2 separate regions of the Homo sapiens genome follow, and region 2 is linked to region 1. Evidence: chromatin loops called from intact Hi-C (ENCODE). Cell type or tissue: GM12878. All regions are shown on one strand. Links, peaks and the distances in the headings refer to the core of each region. The heading gives the core; the rest is flanking DNA. Region 1 overlaps PYGB (glycogen phosphorylase B). Region 2 overlaps ENTPD6 (ectonucleoside triphosphate diphosphohydrolase 6).

The links. A loop is a pair of places that touch in the nucleus more often than their neighbours do. Peaks named below come from ENCODE experiments on the same cell type or tissue, not always from the same donor. Only the 100,000 strongest peaks of a DNase experiment are listed, where the experiment ranks them.
Region 2: it touches region 1 in a loop (4-fold over the local background); 7 of 110 quality-filtered maps call a loop at or near these places.

What each region holds. Positions count from the first base shown.
Region 1 is chr20:25,259,661-25,269,719 of GRCh38, reverse strand. PYGB (glycogen phosphorylase B) reads right to left here. Exons shown (of 20, transcript NM_002862.4): 3 at 513-591. Among named protein-coding and RNA genes, the nearest start is that of PYGB, 17 kb to the right of the region's middle. In GM12878, for the core only: no CTCF peak of the experiment used is centred there; no DNase peak of the experiment used is centred there.
Region 2 is chr20:25,201,607-25,209,907 of GRCh38, reverse strand. ENTPD6 (ectonucleoside triphosphate diphosphohydrolase 6) reads right to left here. Exons shown (of 15, transcript NM_001247.5): 2 at 3,318-3,386; 3 at 2,511-2,832; 4 at 1-59. The coding sequence starts at 3,371. Among named protein-coding and RNA genes, the nearest start is that of ENTPD6, 10 kb to the right of the region's middle. In GM12878, for the core only: no CTCF peak of the experiment used is centred there; a DNase peak (open chromatin) is centred at 5,689; H3K27ac peaks cover 715 bases.

The sequences.
Region 1 (10,059 bases), core at 2,110-7,109:
AGCCCAGTTTTGCATTTGATGAAAAGGGACCTCACAGGAAGACAGTGGTGACCCATCACATGTCACAAAGGCCGGGAGGTGGAGAGGGCTGAAGACCCTCAAAGCCCTGTTATTTCAAGGCAATCTGCTGACTGTATCAGAGTTGAAACTGCCTGCTGCAAGCAGGGCCACGTTCAGAAATCATCTTTCCATCCTTTGGGCTGTCTGCCAATCACTGGCTCTTGTGCCCTGGAAAGTGGTCAGCATATCGGGAGCCCCTCCCAGCACCAGCTTACTCCATGCTGGCAAGATTGGTCTTCGTGATAATGATGACACGTCCCTTGTGTGAAAGAAAACATACATTTTCCCCCTTTCCCCCCACTAGTGGCAAGATTTCAATCTGAAGAACACACTGGCCCATCCACTCAAAGCCAATTTACCCTGAGGCCAATTTACCTGACCCTGGCCTCACCACGTGGCCTCCAACCAAGCCAACGGGTCCGAGAGAGCTCCTCCTGGATGGGGCAACTTACCTGCCAGCCTCCCCAGGCCTCCATTCCCAAGGCCAGCATCTTCTTCTATCTCCTCGAGTTCCTCCAAGTCTAACCCCAACTGCAAACAAAAACACAGGCAGCATTTTAATGTTACTCAATATTTTCCCTTGAATGACAGGCTGAAAGATGTGTAAGTCTTGTGAGCTTATGCTAAAAGTTAGAGTCTGGGTTCTGTTAGACTTGAAAATTCAATGTTAAAATTTGATGTTAAATCAATGCATGGAAATGAAAGTTTCCAAATATTTCAAAAACATTTATTGCCAGGTAGTTAACCTATTAACAGTGAACAAATTATAACATGTATCCTAAAAATGAAACTAATGGTTCTGTCATTCTCTAATTTCACATGGGCGATATTTACGTGACATATTTTTAAACTAAAACCTAAAAGCACTTTTCCTGTGGTGATTCCAATTGTATTCAAACAATGTTGTGAAACAGATACGTTATGCTAAAAATTAGAGAAAAAGCAATAAAATCACGATTGACACTTAAAGCCATTCCAGAAGCCAAACTCAGTACTCTCATTATGGCATATGGATAAATATTCCATTAATCTGGCTTTAGTGCACGAACTTGACAAATTGCTCACATTACCTGGACTGGTAGACTTTAAACTTTTTGGTCTCAGAAGGATCCAAAGAGCTTTTGTTGATTTGAATTACATATATTGATATTTATCAAATTACAAATTAAAATGCAGACCTTTTTAAAGTATACATATGAATTCATTTAAAAATAATAAACCCAATACATGTTTATGAACATAAACAACAAAGTTTAATTAAAAAAAAAAAGGACATTTTTGAAACCAAAAAAATATCCATTGAGAAGAGTGGTAGTGTTTTAAATAACAACAGCAAAGTTACAAATGATTTAGTATACACTAAGTCAACTGAATGATATTGACACATACAGTAATTTGATTCAGGGTAAAATTTCAAATTACTGTGACTTGAACTTAATTCGTAAAGCAATTTCAAAGGGTACATTCCACCAACAATATTTTGGATATGGGGGGGGGGCGGGTGCTAGGATTTACTCAATAATGCATTACTGGCTCAAAGTTAAGAAATAAGTTTAACTACAACATAACCGACCAGAAAACTTCTAAGTTTATGGTCTAAACTTAACCAACCATAAAACCTCTTGTTCATAAAAAATCTATTAAATTCAAAAATCCATTAAATTTTTAAAAAATCTCTACATATTTTTCTAAAGATAGGCTACGAGTCAACATAATCAAAGATGTTTAGTTCCTTCCTGTTTTTAAATTGAGTGCCTACAGCACACTCTTCCTACCTAGGAGGGCAAATGTCACCTTGATTTTGTGAGCATTCGAGAAAGACATAAAAAGGCTGGGTGCGGTGGCTCAAGCCTGTCATCCCAACACTTTAGGAGGCCAAGGTGGGAGGATCGTTTGAGCTTAGAAGTTCAAGACCAGCCTGGGCAACATAATGAGATGTCTCTACTAAAAATAAAAAATAAATTAGCTGGGTACGGTGGTGCACGCCTACAGTCCCAGCTACTCGGGAGGCTGAGGCGGAAGGATGGCTTGAGCCCGGGAGGTTGAGGCTACAGTGAGCCGTGATCGTATCATTGCACTCCAGCCTGGGTGACAGAGCAAGACCCTGTCTCAACAACAACAACAATGACACAAAAAGTAGCTGACAAAGTCCAAAACTCTGCTGCAGTGGGCTTCTGAACTGAAGACAGAAAAAGAGCACTGCAGTACACCCAATAACCTTTATCTCTTTATTGAGATATAATTCATTAACCGTAAAATTCGCCTTTTAGAAGTGTATGTTCACAGAGTTGTGCAACCATCACCACTAATTCCAAACCATCATACCAAAAAGCAGCCCCGTGCCCATCAGCAGTCATAACCTATTTCCCCCACCTCTGTCAATCACTGATCTACTCTCCATCTCTATGGATCTACCTATTTTGGATATTTCATGGCTTCTTCCAATAAGCATGTTTTCAAGCTTCATCCATGTTGTGCCATGTGTCAGCCCTTCCCGTCTTTGTACTGCTGTGTACTATTCCATTGTATGGCTAGCCCACATTTTGTTTACCTACCCTATCAATTGATAAACATTTGGATGTTTCCACTTTTGGCTGTTATGAATAATGCTGCTGTGAAATTCATATACAGCTTTTCATGTAGACATATGTTTTCATTTCTCTGAGACCTGTACCGTGGAATGGAATTGCTAGGCTACATGAGAATTCTATGCTTAACTTTTTTAGTAACTAGCAGACTATTTTCCAAAGTGACTGCAAGATTTGACAGTCACACCAACTGCTCTATATCCTCACCAACACTTGTTCTCTGTGTTTATGATTATAGCCATTCTTGTGGGAATACAGCGGCGTCTCATTGTGGTTTTGATTTGCATTTCCCTCATAGCTAATCACATTTAGCATCTTTTTGTGCTATGTGGATATCATCTTTGGAGAAACATCCAAGTCTTTTTGTCCATTTTTCAATTGGGTTGTCTTTTTGTGGTTGTCAGAGTTCTTTACATATATTCTGGATACTAGACTCTTATCAGATTTAGGATTTATAAATATTTTCTCTCATTTTGTAGGTTGTCTTTATTTAATGCACAAAAGTTTTTAATTTTGATGAAGTCCAATGTATCTATTTTTTCTTTCGTTGCTTGGGTTTTTGGTGTCATATCTAAGAAATCATTCTAATCCAAGGTCATGAAGATTGATCCCTATATATTTTTCTAAAAGTTGTATTCTTTTAGCTCTTATATTTAGGTCTTTGAGCCATTTTGAGCTAATTTTTGTATGTAATGTGAGGTAGGGGTTCGATTTCATTTATTTGCATGTAGATATCCAAATATCCCAATACCATTTGTTGAAAAGACATCGTTCTCCACTGAATTGTTTTGGTACCTATTTCCTTTAAAAAAAAAAAAATCAATTGATCTATATGACACCAAACTTACAGGCAACAAAAGGAAAAATAGACAAACTAGACTTAATAAAATTAAAAACTTTTGTGAATCAAAAGATACTATCAGCCAGGCGCAGTGGCACACGCCTGAAATCCCAGCACTTTGGGAGGCCAAGGCAGGCAGATAACTTGAGGTCAGGAGTTTGAGAACAGCCTGACCAACATGGTGAAACCTCATCTTTATATATAGAGTAATATATACTATCAACACAGTAAAAAGACAAGCCATAGAATGGGAGAAAATATCCACAAATCACATATCTGATACGCTATTAATATCTAGGACAAATAGAGAATTCTTAAAATTCAACAACAAAAATCGGCCGGGCATGGTGGCTCACGCCTGTAATCCCAGCACTTTGGAAGGCCAAGGCGGGTGGATCACAAGGTCAGGAGATCAAGACCATCCTGGCTAACATGGTGAAACCCTGTCTCTACTAAAAATACAAAAAAATTAGCCGGGCGTGGTGGCAGGTGCCTGCAGTCCCAGCTACTCGGGAGACTGAGGTAAGAGAATGGTGTGAACCCGGGAGGTGAAGCCTGCAGTGAGCCGAGATCACGCCACTGCCCTCCAGCCTGGGCGACAGAGCAAGACTCCATTTCAAAAAAAAAAAAAAAAAAAATTCAACAACAAGAAAACAAACAACCTGATTTAAAATGAGTAAATGAATTGAATAGGCTTTTCTTCAAACAAGATATACAAATGGCCCACAAGCACGTGAAAAGATGCTCAGCATCATTAGTTATCAGGAACATGCAAATAAAAACTATAACATACCATTTTACACCCATTTAGAATGACTACTGTCAAAAAACAGAGAAGAAGCATTGGTGAGGATGTAGAGAAACTGGAACTCTTGTGTCCTTTTGGTAGGAATGTAAAATGGTGCTACTGCTGTGGCAAACATTTTGGTGGTTCCAAAAAAAAAATTAAGAATGGAACTGCCATATGATCCAGCAATTCCATTTCTAGGTATCTCAGCTTTCTACATATGGCTAGCCAGTTTTCCCAGCACCATTTATTAAATAGGGACTCCTTTCCCCATTGCTTGCTTTTGTCAGGTTTGTCAAAGATCAGATGGTTGTAGATGTGTGGTATTATTTCTGAGGGCTCTACTCTGTTCCATTGGTCTATATCTCTGTTTTGGTACCAGTACCATGCTGTTTTGGTTACTGTAGCCTTGTAGTATAGTTTGAAGTCAGGTAGCATGATGCCTCCAGCTTTCTTCTTTTGGCTTAGGATTGTCTTGGCGATGCGGGCTCTTTTTTGGTTCCATATGAACTTTAAAGTAGTTTTTTCCAGTTCTGTGAAGAAAGTCATTGGTAGCTTGATGGGGATGGCGTTGAATCTATAAATTACCTTGGGCAGTAGGACCATTTTCAAGATATTGATTCTTCCTATCCATGAGCATGGAATGTTCTTCCATTTGTTTGTGTCGTCCTTTATTTCCCTGAACAGTGGTTTGTAGTTCTCCTTGAAGAGGTCCTTCACATCCCTTGTAAGTTGGATTCCTAGGTATTTTATTCTCTTTGAAGCAATTGTGAATGGGAGTTCACTCATGATTTGGCCCTCTGTTTGTCTGTTTATTGGTGTATAGGAATGCTTGTGATTTTTGCACATTGATTTTGTATCCTGAGACTTTGCTGAAGTTGCTTATCAGCTTAAGGAGATTTGGGGCTGAGATGATGGGGTTTTCTAAATATACAAATATGTCATCAGCAAACAGGGACAATTTGACTTCCTCTTTTCCTCACTGAATACCCTTTATTTCTTTCTCCTGCCTGAATGCCCTGGCCCGAACTTCCAACACTATGTTGAATAGGAGTAGTGAGAGAGGGCATCCGTCTTCTGCCAGTTTTCAAAGGGGATGCTTGCAGTTTTTGCCCATTCACTATGATATTGGCTGTGGGTATGTCATAAATAGCTCTTATTATTTTGAGATATGTTCCATCAATACCTAGTTTATTGAGAGTTTTTGGCATGAAGTGCTGTTGAATTTTGTTGAAGGCCTTTTCTGCATCAATTGAGATAATCATATGGTTTGTCTTTGATTCTGTTTATATGATGGATTACGTTTGTTGATTTGCATATGTTGAACCAGCCTTGCATCCCAGGGATGAACCCCACTTGATCATGGTGGATAAGCTTTTTGATGTGCTGCTGGATTTGGTTTGCCAGTATTTTACTATGATTTTTGCATCAATGTTCATCAGGGATATTGGTCTAAAATTCTCTTTTTTGGTTGTCTCTGCCAGGCTTTGGTATCAGGATGATGCTGGACTCATAAAATGAGTTAGGGAGGATTCTCTCTTTTTCTATTGATTGGAATAGTTTCAGAAGGAATGGTAGCAGCTCCTCCTTGTACCTCTGGTAGAATTCAGCTGTGAATCCCTCTGGTCCTGGACTTTTTTTGGTTGCTAGGCTATTAATTATTGCCTCAATTTCAAAGCCTGTTATTGGTCTATTCAGGAATTCAACTTCTTCCTGGTTTAGTCTTGGGAGGGTGTATGTGTCCAGGAATTTATCCATTTCCTCTAGATTTTCTAGTTTATTTGCATAGAGGTGTTTATAGTATTCTCTGATGGTAGTTTGTATTTCTGTGGCATCAGTGGTGACATCCCCTTTATCATATTTTATTGCATCTATTTGATTCTTCTCTCTTTTCCTCTTTATTAGTCTTGCTACCGGTCTATCAATTTTGTTGATCTTTTCAAAAAACCAGCTCCTGGAGTCTTCGATTTTTTTAAGAGTTTTTTGTGTCTCTATCTCCTTCAGTTCTGCTCTTAGTTACTATTTCTTGCCTTCTGCTAGCTTTTGAATGTTTGCTCTTGCTTCTCTAGTTCTTTTGTGATTATTCAGGAGCAGGTTGTTCAGTTTCCATGTAGTTGTGTGGTTTTGAGTGAGTGTCTTAATCCTGAGTTCTAGTTTGATTGCACTGTGGTCTGAGAGACAGTTTGTTATAATTTCTGTTCTTTTACATTTGCTGAGGAGTGCTTTACTTCCAACTATGTGGTCAATTTTGGAATAAGTGCGATGTGGTGCTGAGAAGAATGTATATTTTGTTGATTTGGGGTGGAGAGTTCTGTAGATATCTATTAGGTCCGCTTGGTGCAGAGCTGAGTTCAATTCCTGGGTATCCTTGTTAACTTTCTGTCTCGTTGATCTGTCTAATGTTGACAGTGGGGTGTTAAAGTCTCCCATTATTATTGTGTGGGAGTCTAAGTCTCTTTGTAGGTCTCTAAGGACTTGCTTTATGAATCTGGGTGCTCCTGTATTGGGTGCATATGTATTTAGAATAGTTAGCTCTTCTTGTTGAATTGATCCCTTTACCATTAAGTAATGGCCTTCTTTGTCTCTTTTGATCTTTGTTGGTTTAAAGTCTGTTTTATCAGAGACTAGGATTGCAACCCCTGCTTTTTTTTGTTTTCCATTTGCTTGGTAGATCTTCCTCCATCCCTTTATTTTGAGCCTATGTGTGTCTCCGCATGTGAGATGGGTCTCCTGAATACAGCACACTGATGGGTCTTGACTCTTTATCCAGTCAAGTCAAAATGGAGCATTTTGCCCATTTACATTTAAGGTTAATATTGTTATATGTGAATTTGATCCTGTCATTATGATGTTAGCTGGTTATTCTGCCCGGTAGCTGATACAGTTTCTTCCTAGCTTTGATGGTCTTTACAATTTGGCATGTTTTTGCAGTGGCTGGTACCGGCTGTTCCTTTCCATGTTTAGTGCTTCCTTCAGGAGCTCTTTTAGAGCAGGCCTGGTGGTGACAAAATCTCTCAGCATTTGCTGGTCTGTAAAGGATTTTATTTCTCCTTCACTTATGAAGCTTAGTTTGGCTGGATATGAAATTCTGGGTTGAAAATTCTTTTCTTTAAGAATGCTGAACATTGGCCCCCACTCTCTTCTGGCTTGCAGTTTCTGCGAAGAGATCCGCTGTTAATCTGATGGGCTTCCCTTTGCGGGTAATCCAACCTTTCTCTCTGGTTGCCCTTAACATTTTCTCCTTCATTTCAACTTTGGTGAATCTGACAATTATGAGCCTTGGAGTTGCTCTTCTCGAGGAGTATCTTTGTGGCGTTTTCTGTATTTCCTGTATTTGAGTGTTGGCCTGCCTTGCTAGGTTGGGGAAGTTCTCCTGGATAATATCCTGAAGAGTGTTTTCCAACTTGGTGCCATTCTCCCCATCACTTTCAGATACATCAATCAGCCGTAGATTGGTCTCTTCACATAGTCCCATATTTCTTGGAGGCTTTGTTCATTTCTTTTTACTCTGTTTTCTCTGAACTTCTCTTCTCACTTCATGTCATTCATTTGATCTTCAATCACTGATACCCTTTTTTCCAGTTGATCGAATTGGCTACTGAAGCTTGTGCATGCATCATGTAGTTCTCGTGCCATGGTTTTCAGCTCCGTCAGGTCATTTAAGGACTTCTCTGCACTGGTTATTCTAGTTAGCCATTCGTCTAATCTTTTTTCAAGGTTTTTAGCTTCTTTGTGATGGGTTCGATCATCCTCCTTTAGCTCGGAGAAGTTTGATCGTCTGAAGCCTTCTCCTCTCAACTCATCAAAGTCATCCTCCGTCCAGCTTTGTTCTATTGCTGGCGAGGAGCTGCGTTCCTTTGGAGGAGAAGAGGCACTCTGATTTTTAGAATTTTCAGCTTTTCTGCTCTGGTTTCTCCCCATCTTTGTGGTTTTATCTACCTTTGGTCTTTGATGATGGTGACGTACAGACGGGGTTTTGGTGTGGATGTCCTTTCTGTTTGTTAGTTTTCCTTCTAACAGTCAGGACCTTCAGCTGCAGGTCTGCTGGAGTTTGCTGGAGGTCCACTCCAGACCCTGTTTGCCTGGGTATCACCAGCAGAGGCTGCAGAACAGTGAATACTGCAGAACAGCAAACGTTGCTGCCTGATCGTTCCTCTGGAAGCTTCGTCTCAGAGGGGCACCCGGCTGTGTGAGGTGTCAGTCGGCCCCTACTGGGAGGTGCCTCCCAGTTAGGTAGGCTACTCGGGGGTCAGGGACCCACTTGTGGAAGCAGTCTGTCCATTCTCAGATCTCAAACTCTGTACTGGGAGAAACACTACTCTCTTCAAAGATGTCACACAGAGACATTTGTCTGCAGAAGTTTCTGCTGCCTTTTGTTCAGCTATGCCCTGCCCCCAGAGGTGGAGTCTACAGAGGCAGGCAGGCCTACTTGAGCTGTGGTGGGCTCCACCCAGTTCAAGCTTCCCGGCTGCTCTGTTTACCTACTCAAGCCTCAGCAATGGCGGACGCCCCTCCCCAAGCCTCACTGCCGCCTTGCAGTTCAATCTCATACTGTTGTGCTAGCAATGAGTGAGGCTCCGTGGGCGTGGGACCCTCTGAGCCTGGTGCGGGATATAATTTCCTCGTGTGCCGTTTGCTAAGACCGTTGGAAAAGTGGAATATTAGGGTGGGAGTGATCTGATTCTCCAGGTGCCATTGGTCACAGCTTCCCTTGGCTAGGAAAGGGAATTCCCTGATCCCTTGTGCTTCCCGGGTGAGGCAATGCCTCGCCCTGCTTTAGCTCATGCTCTCACGCTCGGTGGGCTACACCCACAGTCCGACAAGCCCCAGTGAGATGAACCCAGTACCTCAGTTGGAAATGCAGAAATCACCCATCTTCTGCATCACTCACGCTGAGAGCTGTAGACTGGAGCTGTTCCTATTCAGCCATCTTGGAACCTCCCATCAAGTATACAAAGTTTAAAAGGATACATGCTTGCCCGCAATTTCTAAATTTTTATAATTAACATTCATTTTCTGTGAATAAAAATTAGAAACATATTGCATGTTTATGAGGCAAACTATTCCCTAAAATTTTTACTATATGTAAGAACTGCAGAAAGTGTTTCAAAAAAGAAAATGCATTCTATAATGGTAAAATCCAAAGACAAGACTAAGATATTACATGTTCTGTACTTCTTACAGACATGCCCTAATGTTAACACTCAGTAAACAGACGTAAATGACAAGTCACCTGCCAGGGTAACCTTTAGCACCATTAGCTAATTTCGAACATGCGGAGTGAAGTTTTTGTTGCATTTTGTTGAGCACAGACACTGCTATGAGGTCCTGCAGGGGGAGACGGAGCCCCAGGCAATGTTGAGCCGCCTCCCAGCCATGCAAGACATTTGCCCCCAACAAAACACCCCCACTCCTCCCACACACATCCAAACCCAAGCAAAGCAAAGGCGGTGGCAGGGCGCTGAGGTGGAGGGGCCCCACCATGAAGGCACCCATCTATGCGCAGGTAAAAGGTTATACTCTAGAGACTCAGCTGGGAAGGGAAGCGAAGACAGACCAAAAAGCCAATGGCTGCTCTGCTCTAAAACCACAAAGGAACTGTGAAAGGATTAAGTTCAAAGTGAACAAGTGCTAATGAAGAACTCTCAAGAAAAGGCAGGTTTTGTTTTTAGGGGAGAAATAGTGCTTTTACAACTAGACAACTAGGGTGAGCTCCGGAGGTCATCTCAGGGGTGGAGGGAGGGAAACCAGACATGGGTTAGCAGTTTGATGAAGTCAAAATG
Region 2 (8,301 bases), core at 3,005-8,004, 61 kb after region 1:
ATAGGCAGAAAGACCTGGCTTCAGTGCTTTGAAGGTTTCGTGGGTTAACGTGGGAGTTTCTAAGGGGAAAACATGTTGAAAAGGGTACAACTATGAATACACACAGGAGAACACATACAATCATGACTAGCCACACTTTTTAAAGACAGACACTAACACAGACCAATCCCCAAGTGGCAGGGGCCCTTCAGCTATTCCTTGTCTAAATTCTGACTCTTTGTTCATCAGAACAAGATGAGTATAATACCTAATGTCTTGGCCAGAACATTACTTCTTAATTAATTATTTTTTTAAAATTATTATTTATTATAATTATTTTTTAAAGATTATATTTATTATAATTATTTTTTTTTAAAGAGAAGGGCTCTTGCTATGTTGCCCAGGCTGGTCTTGAACTTTTGGGCTCAAGCAATCCTCCCATCTCAGCCTCCTGAGTAGCTGGGACTACAGGTGCAAGCTATGTGCCCTGCATTTTACCTTTTAAGAATCCAACTTTACGGCCAGGCACGGTGGCTCACGCCTGTAATCCCAGCACTTTGGGAGGCCAAGGTGAGCAGATCACGAGGTCAGGAGTTCGAGACCATCCTGGCGAATATGGTGAAACCCCATCTCTACTAAAAATACAAAAAAACTAGCTGGGCGTGGTGGCGGGCGCCTGTAGTCCCAGCTACTCGGGAGGCTGAGGCAGGAGAATGGCATGAACCCGGGGGGCGGAGCTTGCAGTGAGCGGAGATTGCACCACTGCACTCCAGCCTGGGCGACAGAGCGAGACTCCATCTCAAAAAAAAAAAATTAAATAAAAATAAATAAAAAAGAAAAAAAAAGTAGCCAGGTGTGGTGATGGGCATCTGTAGTCCCAGCTACTCAGGAGGCTGAGGCAGGAGAATCGCTTGAACCCAGGAGGCGGAGGTTGCAGTGAGCCAAGATCGCACCACTGTACTCCAGCCTGGGCAGCAGAGCGAGACTCCGTCTCAAAAAAAATAAAAATAAAATAAAAAATAAAAATCCAACTTTACTGAAGATAATTTACACACAAAACAACTGCATCAGTGTTAAATTTTAACATAGTTAATTCTTGCCAATTCAATAAACAGCGGAATAGGATAAGTGACTCCAAACTGAAAATAGGAACACCATTTCCTTGATTCTGAAATGAATTTATTAAAGGGTTCTCAAGATTAGGGTATTTTCTTCATTTTAAAAAATGGAGTGTTTTAAATTATTAGGAGTGGTATGAACTTGTGCTTACAATAAGGAGGCATACTAAATTCAGACGCGAAGACTGGACCAGAAAAAATCAGGGACAAAACTTTTTGCAAAGTCTTTTCTCTCCAAAGAGAAAACCCTGGGACATGGCTCCAAAAGCATCGCAGGCTGATGTCTGTTGCACACTTAGCTTTGAAGAAGCTTTACTTTTTAATTATTAATTTTTAAAAAGTTCCACTTAAAAAAAAATTTTTTGAGATCAAGTTTCACTCTTGTTGCCCAGGCTGCAGTGCAATGGTGTGATCTTGGCTCACTGCAAACTCCGCCTACCAGGTTCAAGCGATTCTCCTGCCTTAGCCTCCCACATAGCTGGGATTACAGGCTTCGAAGCCACTTTTAGAGATAAGCAGATATGGCATCTAAATATTTCACTACTGTAATAAGTTAAAAAATAACGCAGATGGAGTCAAAAGTAAATAAAATACACCACTCAGCTTTGGAGACAGCAGCTAGAAATGTCCAGCACCAGCAGAACCGTGCAATGCCAGGATGGTGTCTACCCCACAGGTTCCAGGTCAGCCAAGAAGAGCATGGGACACCCAGGGGACCTGCCTGACAGGGGCTGCAAACTCTCACTGGCTACAGCTAGAGAGACATGGAGGGCGAACCTCAGGGTCACGGGCACGAGAGGGGCATCAGGGAACCAAGGGAAGAGGGTGGTTGGAGAGCAGAGGAACCGGGTGGCGAGGGGGACCCCTCAAGAGAAGCCGCCCACCCCGGCCTGAGGCCCACCCTAGAAGCATAGCCAACGAAGCCCAGGCTCCAGCTCCCTTATCCAGCTGAGACCCCTCTCGGCTGTTGCCCCTGGCCATCTTGGCCCACCTGGCAGCTCCCGGTCAAGCCCAGGAGCCTTTATTATTTATCTGACTTTCCTGATTTTCTGGCTCCCATGGGACTGAATCTGGGGATACTTCCTGCCTGAACTCCCCACAAAGCCCCAAACACAACCACTGGCCTAAATCATGGTCCTAGCCACCTGACCTGCTGGTGAATGTGGGGAGGGGACAGGCCACCAAACACCTCAAGGTCTCAGCTGCCCTTCAGCATGGTCACCACTCACTAGTGTAAGAGTGATCTGGGACTCCCGGGAAATTCAGATGCTTGGACCCCAGCCCATACCAGCGTCAGCATCTCTGGGAAACTGCATTTAGACAAGCTCCCAGGTGAGTCTGTGGCAGGGGACCCGGCCAACACTGTAGCACAGGGGAGGAGATCCCGAGAGCCCTGCCATGAGAGGCGGGTACCTCTGGGGGGCCGGGTGAACTGGAAGACGTGTACTCGGGTGCCAGTGCTTCCTGCATCAAACATGATCCCGTAGAAGACCTCGTGCCCGTCTGCAGCTGTCCCCAGGGGGCTGTGGGCCTGCTGACCCCACCGGGCCCCCGGGGCTGCCCTGGTGATGCTGAAGAAGGCCTGGGTGGCGGTGGCCCGGTGCCACTTGATGTAGGCAACATAGATGAACACGCCCACACACAGCCCCAGGGGGTATGCCACCTTCGCCACCCGCAGGCTCCCGTGGTTGGATATTTTTCTCATCCTTGTTTGCCAAGGACCGTGCTGCGGCTGCTGGTGGGAAGGGGGGAGAGGCAGGAAAAGCACGTTAGGGTGCTAGGATCCAAGGAGAGTCAGACGTCCCCAGGCCCAGGGACAAAATGTTCAACCTGAAACTGCTCCGTGTTCCCCCCAGGAATCAGAAGCTTCATTTGAGCCTCATAATTATTCCAGAAGGTGTGATCCCCATCCTACAGAAGAGGAACTGAGGTTTATAAAGGCAGGACAGCCTGCTCAAGGTCGCACACATTGCAGCTGCTGACCTGGTGCACAGACCACAGTGGCTGGCTCCTCTAAGGGAGGGTCCCACCAGCTTGGGACACATGGCGATTTATGTAAAAGAAGCCACATGTAAATGGTGTTCCCAAACTGTTCATGGGAACAGAAGCGCGTATCTGATTCAGTCTTTCAATCCTCAGTTATACTTCTATTCAGGCAATTTACTTTTCGAAAGGTTTAAACTCCGTCCCTTGGGCAACTACTGAGAGCCCCAGACAAACCTGAAAAATGTAGCTCGTTTTTCTGGAAGTTTCATAACGGATACCTTTTTTCATTCACATAGCCCATTCCTGCCAAGGAGAAAATAATGTCTGTGTACTTCCAAAGCCTACAAAAATTCTACTAGAGTAGCAAAATAAATTCACTGGGTGCCATTGTTTTTGGTTCGATATACCCAAAATGAAAGCATTTGTTCAAGTTTCATTGGCTGCTCCAGTGCGAGGCAGCATGTGGGAACCTGAGGCTTCAAAGGACAAGAAGTGTGGGCCGACTCTAGGGCCCCCAACCTTGGGGAACGTCCATCAGCCTGTCCCTCCCTCACTCTCTCAGTCGGTCCTGGTGAGTGGCCACTCCTAGGGGAGCAGGGATCAGGAGGATGCCGGGCTGGAAGTGGCACCGGCTCTGCCCGCAGCTACGTGTGACAGTGGGCAACATGCCCCTCAAGGGGGCCAGTTTCATCTGCAAGGTGGGGCTGCTCATTGGAGAGCCCCTCGTGACTGTGGGGATTCAATGTGCTCAGAACAGGCTGCAGGGAAAGCACGTGCCACATGCGGGCTTTACAGAAGGGCAGCAGGAGGTGACATCTCTGTGGAACCAAGGACAGCATGGCTGCACTGCTGAGGAGGGGGCAGTAGCAGTCAAAGGAGCAAGCCCGCAGCGACCTGCGCTACCTGAGGCTGTTTGGGCACAGCAGAACGGAAGGACAGGGCCCGCGGGGCAAAGCACGGGGAGCAGGCCATTCCTGGCCCCTCCTTCCTGAGGTCCCGCCTGTGGCCACAGCTGGATATCCTCAGGCCCAGAGAGGTAAGACAAGCACTGCCACAGTGCCCCGTGCCGAGGGGAGAGGCCTCACCAGTGGCCTGGCCACCCACACTGGAGCAGGAGACAGGAAAAACCACCCTTCCCTGAGCATCTGCCACGGGCAGGGCTGCAAAAAGCCTCTCCTGGCAGGTGCCAACGTGCAGCCCCTCCCCAGCCCTATTCTGGGCCTGGGTCCCACCACACTCGGGGGCTTCCCACAGCTCTCAGGATCATGTTGCAGCCTCTGCCTGGGCCTGTCCCTGCCGGCCCCTGTCCCTGCTGGCCCCTGTGGCTTCATCGCACTCCTCTTTCGTCCTTGCCCACAGTGCTCTGAGAACAGTGCCTTCTTCTGCCCCTAGAACTCAGCCTCTCCCTGCCTCAGGCCCCTGGCACAGACTGATACGCATTCCCAGAATACTTGTCCCACCACACTGGCACCGTGTCTTCATTCTGAAACCTCCACTGAAATGTCACTGCCACCCCCTTCCCGGATGCCCCCAACCTGCACATGCCCCATCACGCACTCTCTGAGCTCCCTTTACCCACCACCAGCAGTGATGAAACCAGTATTCATAGACCTGATTCCTGTAGGTCTGTGTCTCCCCACTAGGCCATGAGCCCCCAGGGCAGGGACTCAGCTTGTCTTGTGCTGCTGCTGCCCAGCATGGCATCCAAGCCCTTCTCTAGAATGGAAGAGGCTGCTCCTCTACCCCCGCACCTTCTATAACGTCACCAGACACACAACAGAGTCCTGTAGAAAATCCATAAACAGGGAGAGGACACAGCAAGACGGCAAAAGAGGAAGCTCAAAGGCCCTTGTTCCCCCACAGAGAAACACTAAAAACAACTAGAGACTGGTTAAAATATTGCATAGGAGCTCTGCAAAACAGGCAACGATCTACAGCAACCAAGAGAATGCCCAGCCCAGAAGCAGCCACATTCAGGATGTCAGGAACTCTGAGGTGTTTCACTCACCCCTGCCCCAGGCCTCCCCAGCATGGCACCACCTGATGAATGCGGCAGCCCGGTTCCCAATTCCTTCCCTTGAACTGGAGGGAGCAGAGCGGACCTTTCTGCAACATCCTAATCTGTCTTGGGCTGCCTGAGGAACAGATCTCTGTTTCACCTGACTCTGAGCTCAGAGCCCAGATAGGAAGTCAGGGAAATGGTTATGGGCACTGCTAGGCAAAGCTGTAGGATGACTATAGCCCCACGCATACCTGGGGCAAGAATGACAGGTGAGAAATACAGTAGAACATCTGAGGCCCAAGGAGGGACTGGGGGAGACTTTGAGAAAGTAAGATATATATATATATATATAAAGCTTTGTAAAAGTTTAATGGAGCCAACAAGGCAAATAAATTGTGTTCCGGCAGACATTAAGACCTGCTTTCTCTTACCAAAAAATAAGGGCACACATTTTTATCAAAATTCGATAATTCAGAGTTAAGGGTACTGAGATTAAGCTTCAAAGCACCAACTTAAACCAAACAGCAATGAAAAATTGGTTATTCAACTTGGAAAGAGGAACTAAAACCAAGGCATAAAGGGGAGATTAAATATGTGTTCCTTGATCTCAAAGTCCTTTTAGGAGCAGGAGTTCTGGCCACATGTGAGCAACACATCACACCACCAAACCCCAATTCCAGAATCTAAATTTACAATGATAGAAAAACAAAGGTTACTCCAAATGCATTTCTTGGTATATTCCAAAGGGAAGCTTGAAAGTATTCATAATGAAAGTAAGAGATTTTGAAACAGCCACGAATATGGGGAAATTGAAAAAAACACATACACAGGCCCAGGGAAGATGCATCCTCAGAAGAAACCAGAGGAAACTTTGGCCTTCATCCAGAGCTGATCCCCACACTTAGGCAGATCCTGCTATTTGGTGGGGGCCATTCCCAATACAGAGTTAGTCTTCAAAGACTGGGACAAGGAGCTGTTTTTCAAATGCCCAATGTTCAGCAAAAAAATCACACGGCATACAAAGAAACAGGAAAACACAGCTCATTCAGAGGAAGAAAATGAAGTGGCAGAACCCATCCCTGAAGAAATGCAGGCACTGGATGTACTTGACCAAGACTAAAAATGACTGTCTTAAATATGCTAAAAGAGCTGAAGGAAAACAGATAAAGAATGAAAAGAAATCAAGAAAATAACATATGACAACAAAATGAGAAATTATAAAAAGGAATCAAACAGAAATTGTGGAGCTGAGAAATACAAAACTGAACTGAAAACTCTGACCAGAGGGATTTGAGTCGGTAGAAGAATCAGCAAACTTCAACATAGCACATTTGAAAATATCAAGTCAGAGGAACAAAAAGAATGAGGAAAGTGAGCAGAGCCTCAGGGACTTAGGGGCCTCCCTCACGTGCACCATGCACATTATGGAAATCTAAGAAAGAGAAGAGAGAATGGGGCAGAGAAATTATGTGAAGAAAGAATAGCTAAAAACCTCCCAAATTTGACTAAAGACATGAATATAAACATCCAAGAAGCTCAGTAAACCCCACGTAAGATAAACCCAAAGAGACCAACATGAAGACACAATATAATCAAACTGTGTAAAGACAAAGGCAGAATATTGAAAGCAGCAAAAGAATGGCTCATGATGTACAAAGAATCCTCAATAACACTGTTAGCCAATGTCTTAGCAGAAACCTCAGAGGCCAGAGGCAGTGGGAAGATACCCCCAAACTGCTAAAACAAACAAACAAAAAAATCTGTCAACAGAGAATTCTACATTCAGCAAAACTGTCCTTCACAAATGAGGGAGAAATTAAGACACTTCCAGATTAATAAAAGATGTGCGTGTTCATTGCCACTAGATCTGCCCTACCAGACTACTAAAGGGAGTCCTGAAAGTTAAAACAAAAGGGCACTAGACAGCAGCTAAAAGCTGTAAGAAAATACAAACATTTCCAGCAAAGGCAAATGGAGGGACAAATATAGAAACTAGTATTAGTGTACAATTGGTCTGCAACACTACTTAATATTTTCTTCAGGATTTAAAAGATATATGCATAAAAATAATTACAGGTTTATGTTAATGGGTACATACCCAATATATATAGATGTAATCTGTGACATCAATAACAAAGTGGGGGTAGATGGAATTGTAAAGGAGAGGTTACTGTGTCTGACTGAAATTAAGTTGATATCAATTTAAAATAGATTGCTATAACTTCAGGCTGTTATGTATGTAATCCCTATGGTTGTAACCACAATGGAAATGTCTGTAGCATATACACAAAAGGAACTGAGAAGGGAATCAAAAACGGAAACTACAAATAATCAACTAAATACAAAATAAGGTAGTAATGAAGGACAAAAAAAGCTATAAAATATATATAAATAACAAAACATCAAAAACAAGTCCTTCCCTATGAGTAATTACTTTAAATATAAATGGATTAACTCCTTAATCAAGAGACACAGATTGACAGAATAGATTAAAAAACAAGACCTGACTACAGCTGACCCTCAAACAACATGGGTTTGAACTGCACAGGTCTACTTATATCCAGATTTTCTTCCACTCCTGCCACCTCTGAGACAGCAAGATCAACCTTTCCTCTTTCACCTCCTCCTTAGCTTACTCAACATGAAGACAATGAAGATGAAGACCTTTATGATAATCCACTTCCACTTAATAAATAGCAAATACATTTTCTCTTTCTTATGATTTCTTATTATAATAACATTTTCTGTTCATTAGCTTACCTTATAGTAATATAACATACAAACTATGTGTTAATCAACTATTTATGTTATCAGTAAGGCTTCTTCAACAGTAGGCTACTAGTTTGGGAGGCGGAGGCGAGAGGATATCTTGAGCCCAGGAGTTTGAGACCAGCCTGGGCAGCATAGGGAGACACTGTCTCTACAAAAAATAAAAAAATTAGCTGGACATGGTGGTGTGCGCCTGTAGTCCCAAGCTCCTTGGGGAGGCTGAGGTGGGAGGATCACTTGAGCCTTGGAGTTCAAGGCTGCAGTAAGCCATGATTACACCACTGCATTCTAGACTGAAGTTACACTTGGATTTTCAACTGCAGGTGAGGGGTTGGTATCCCTAACCCATGTTGTTCAAAGGTCAGCTGTATATTCTATCTACAAGAAGCTCACTTTTGATCTAAGAACACATATGGGCTGAAAGTAAAAGAATGGAAAAGAGTCAAT